Regions from separate parts of the Homo sapiens genome. Here region 2 is linked to region 1. Evidence: read pairs that join two places in POLR2A ChIA-PET (ENCODE). Cell type or tissue: GM12878. All regions are shown on one strand.

The links. ChIA-PET counts read pairs that join two places held together with the same protein. Peaks named below come from ENCODE experiments on the same cell type or tissue, not always from the same donor. Only the 100,000 strongest peaks of a DNase experiment are listed, where the experiment ranks them.
Region 2: POLR2A ChIA-PET joins it to region 1 with 8 read pairs; 2 of 35 experiments call an interaction of 5 or more read pairs at or near these places.

Annotation. Positions count from the first base shown.
Region 1 is chr1:56,569,757-56,572,256 of GRCh38, reverse strand. All of the region lies in intron 1 of PLPP3 (phospholipid phosphatase 3), which reads left to right. Among named protein-coding and RNA genes, the nearest start is that of PLPP3, 8.6 kb to the left of the region's middle. In GM12878, no CTCF peak of the experiment used is centred here; no DNase peak of the experiment used is centred here.
Region 2 is chr1:55,640,398-55,642,897 of GRCh38, reverse strand. No RefSeq gene overlaps it. Among named protein-coding and RNA genes, the nearest start is that of LINC01753, 300 kb to the left of the region's middle. RefSeq lists enhancers at 1,550-1,619, 1,640-1,809. In GM12878, no CTCF peak of the experiment used is centred here; a DNase peak (open chromatin) is centred at 1,417; H3K4me3 peaks cover 267 bases.

The DNA of each region.
Region 1 (2,500 bases):
TCAACATGGTGAAACCCCGTCTCTACTAAAAATACAAAAATTAGCCGGGCATCGTGGTGTGTGCCTGTAATCCCAGCTACTCCGGAGGCTGAGGCAGGAGAATTGCTGGAACCCAGTTGGCAGAGGCTGCAGTGAGCCAAGATCACGCCACTGCACTCCAGGCTGGGTGATAGAGCGAGACTCTGTCTCAAAAAAAAAAAAAAAAAAAAAAAACCAGAAATGATTGGAAATGATCGAAACGCTGGTCATCTAGGGGACCCTCTGTATTTGCTGAGGAAGGAAGGTACTGAGCTAGGCTACCATATTTATTATACAGGCCAATCATGTGGTATAGAGACGATCCCTTTTATAGAAGAGGGAACTGTAGCTCAGAGATGTTAAGTAACTTGCACAAGGGCACCCAGCTAGAAAGCAGTCACCAACTTTTCCAGAGCTCTTGTCAGGTTACCTTGCTGCCCCACTTTTCAATTTGCAATTAATTGATTGCAATTAATGCAATCAAAGCAGTCTTTTTCATTTCTTTCCATTTTGTTTATTTTGGTCTTAAGGATATTATTGGGCAGTGGAGTAGACAGAGTAATATGTAAATAATTGCAAAACAGCTTAAAGCTTGATGAATAAGCTTCTCTGTAGACATAATAAAGAGAATACCATTGGAGCAATTCCTCATTGCCTAGATTCATGGAATCTTTAGAATTTGGAAGTACCTTGGAGATTTCATTATCAACGATACCAAGGTCATTTTTTAATGTCAGTTAGAAAAATAGGCCTTTTTGAGCTGGGGAAGGGAGAGAGGTGTGAGGGGAATAGCACGGGCTTTGGAGTCAGACTGGAGTCTGCTCACTATTATTGGCCATAGAAGCTTAAGCAAGTTTACTTGATCTCTGTGATGCCTCATAAATCCTCATTTACGAAATGAGATTCTGTGTGCACTGTGACGTGGTGGGGACATGCCTAGTACAGTGCCTGGTGCATAGAGACACTCAAGAGGTAGTTGCTGCAGTCATTATCATCACCACATCCTAGTCAATGCCCTTGGTTCACAAATGGGAACTAGAGGTCTTGGTTGGTTAGTAATTGTCCAGTGACAGTGAAAGAGGAGGACCTAGAACCAAGGTCTTGCCTTTCTACCATTCTGCTTTTCGGATGTGGACTTGTTGGTTTGAAATTTGATATTATTCATGAGGAGAGTTCCCTGGAGAGCTTTCTCTCTTGCGTGCGTCAGTAGAAAAAGGAACAAGACAAACAGGTTTAACTTTTAATCCATATCAGTGGATGTTAGCTGAGTGAAGCCAAAGATACATGGGACAAATGTGAAGGACTAGGCAGTGTTTTGAAATATTACTTTTCTTCAAACTGGTATTTTTTCAGGAAAGTACTTATTACCAAGATCACTGCTGAATGATTTGAGCTGGAACAGGTGCCACCTTTTTCAAATGATGTATCTCAGGGGAGAAAAAAGAGACTCCATGTTTTCAAAGTTTTTGCTTTTTATTATTTATTTATTTATTTTTGCTTTTTAAAAGCCTCTCAACAAACTCTCCTTATTCCCATGTGACTGAGGATGAAACAGTCTCAGATTAAACAGACTTCTCAAGGTCACGCATTGTCAGTGCCAACATTCAAAAGAAGGCTAGGTCAGGTTCTTGAACATCCTTGTGAAATTATTCTTCCCTTAAGTCTGGGTTAAATTATAAATTATGATCTGCATTTAAATTCCCAAATTTAAAACAAACCAAACAAAACAACGCACTTCAGACTCTTTTGGAAACCTTTGAAAGGAACTTGATTTCTGTGTGATTTGAAAGTATATATTGCAATCAAGGTATTGGTGGTAAGTGTGTTTTTGAGGTTTGTCACAAATTAACAAAATTATATGCCTAAAGAGTTTTGCAGAGAAATGCAAATCATTATAAGCGCCTTGTCATAATAAGTAGTGTGCTTTGGTTCCTGTTTATGTATCCCTAAAACACATAATACACTATTACATTGACACGAAGGAAACCATTCTCATTGATGGTTTCTTTATATCTGGCCCCCAAATTAGTTTGTGGTATCAATCAGTATAATTTCTAGAGAGCCTATTAAGCCTATGTTTGTACCTGTCTTTCAGGTATAAGCCTTGTCTTCTGCAGATGATTCTTGAGCACCTACTATATGCCAGGCCCCAGGGTTTCCATGGCCTTAAGGAATTCCCAGGCTGGTGAAAGTGGAACAGGCTTTTGCCTAATGACAAACACTATATAAGTGATGACTTTGGAGCCTTAAGGGAGGGCCTACTCTAGCAGCACAGTGAAGAGTGATGAAGCTTGCCTGAGGGTGTGGAGCTGGGTCTTGCAAGATAAATAATAGCTCACAAGCCAGGAAGGGGGAGAAGGTATTGCAGCAGAGTGAAGCACAGGTGCTGAGACTTGGAAGCAGGGACCTATTTGGGAAGAGTGAGTAGCTGGAGGCTGGAATGTCAATATTGTGTGTTTGCACTGTGCGGGGGAAGAAAGGA
Region 2 (2,500 bases), 930 kb after region 1:
AGGAGACTGCCTGCCTTAGAGTCAACTTCTAACCCATCTTCCCCACACTGTACTTCAATTCTTCCTATTGGAGAAGTAATCAAATCCGACTTTCATGGGTCCACATTTCTGCATGAGGTGGAGTTCACAGCCTTGACCTGTGGTCCTTACCACTGGAACTAGATAATTGAGGGGCAACAATTCTTCTTGCAGCAGAATGCATAAGCATTTCCCCATTCCACAGATTCATACTCTCTCTTCAATATGTCATCCAAAGTCCTGGATTTGGGAAAATTAATAGGAAGCCTACTGGGGCTCAGGTCCAAGTCCTGCCATCTAATGCAATGCTACCATCACTGAAGCCAGAACACTTACCTCCATCTGTCTCTTGTGACTATTTCTCAGTTGATTCAGAACCTGTAGGGAGGGTGGAAATGATTATCTTTCTTAAACCCCTATCAACAGGCATTGCTTTCCATTATGATTCCAGAGCTGCTTTTCTTCTTTTATTCCTCATAGTCTCACAATAATGAGACCAAAAAAAAAAAAAAAAAAAAAAAAAAAAAACTAGAGAGAAGAGAATGAATAAGGATTTTTTTCTATTTGTAGTCTAGAACATTAACAATATTGCATAAGGGAAAGAAGATGGTCCCTCTATTCTATCCAAACCACCTCATGTGGCTTGGAAATTTTGTGATATTTCCTGGAAATACATTTTGTCTTGAAAAGAACTCACCGTGAGTAGTGCCAACCTATGTTTCCATGTGTTTTATACATTTTACATTTACTTCAATTATGGAAACAGCCCTTTGCAAGCCAGGAAGTGTGTATAAAAATGTGTGTGTAGAACAATAATTTTTCTTAAGGTTTATTTCATTTAAACATAAAATAAAACACACCATGGATTGGATGGAATGACTTAATTAAAGACAACCTCTCTCTTCCTGCAGCTCTTTTCATAGCTGTGGGACTAAAATTTCCAAAGTATTATTTTTGACTGTTTTCCTAAATCATCAACATATTGAAAACAGCTGTCAGCTAGGTGCAAGTCGCTAGAGGGAAAATGCCAAAGGTATCTTTCTCCCCAAAATGAATTTAACCATTGACCAACAGGTCATCTTTGTGCCTTTGTGATTTGGGAAAGATGGAGTTTAGTTGAAATCCCATTGTTCATAAATGGACATTATTCCTGCCCCTGTCGGATTTCTGAAATTTGCATTTTCAGCCCAGGTGCATTTAACCAGCTCTGTAAGACTCTCCCACCAAGAACACCAGTAAAATAGGGCTCAGAAGCAGTCATTTACTACGTGTATGCCCTAAATTGTCTTGCCTAATCCTTAGGTCAACCATGCAAAGTAGATATTTTTATCTACATTTTACAAATAAGGAACTAAAACTCAGAGATGAAAAAGCATACAGGGCCTTTCTTTCGGAGGTCATGGAGCCGAGTGAGTGGCTGAAAAGGGACTGTAATCCAGGTCTGGCTGGAGAGCTGGTGCTAGGAACAGCAACACATTGCAGACCAGGAAGTCACAGGGAGCATGCGCAGATGCTGTGGCACCAGCAAGCCGGTAGCTACAATACAGACATTTAATAAATGCTGAGCAAATGCTCAGAGCATAGAGTCTTGTGTTTTGTTTTAAAGTGAAACCATCTGAAGCGGCCCCGTTTCCTCCTGTAAAGCAAGTTTTAGGGGAGAAAAAAGACCTGAGAAGCTGTAAGGCATTGATATGGTTGTTGGTTTTCCATGTTATCATCTCCCAATTAAGAGGAAAGGAAACCTGCTGGCTTGGAGCTGTGGCTCTGCCCCCAGAGAGCTCTCGCTGGAGGGTTTAAGAGAAAGGGAGATGATGAGATCAGAAACCCTATCTGCCTCTCCTCCTGTGGCACAGTGGAGTTGCTGTTGAAAAGCTCCGGAAAGTCCTGTGTGCTAGAAGATTCAGAGGGACATAAACTGCCCCATCCTGCCCCCAACCTCAGCTGCCTTCTCAGACATTCTCCAGAAGTGGAATAATTGGACCAAAGAGAATATGTCTCAGGAAGCTCTGCTTCCAGATCCCTGTCCAGACTTGTTTAAAGACAGCTGCTCTGATCATTAAAATGAAATAGGACATGTAACCAGATTATAGGGAAATTATTGCTATTAACAGTAATAATTACTCTCTGTTCAAGTAGCTTCCTGAAATTAAAAAAAAAAAATCAAAGCAGAAGCTTTCAATTACTTTACTTAACAACCTATACGAACCCTTTGAGTATGTGTATGTTTGTGAAGCATCAGAGACAGAGAAAATTAGGGTTGGGGAGAGAGGAAGAATGAAGGACTATTTTGTACTTTACAGTAAATAGACTGTGAATTGTGTGAATACTTATTTTCATTAAAACAAAAACATTTAGAGAGTACCTGTAGTATGCCAGGCTCTGTCAAAGGTGCTGTGGATATGGATCCAAGTAAGACTGAGTACCCTGTTCTGGAGAAGCTCCAGTCTCCAGCAGGAGACACAAATTCAGAGGCAACCATTCT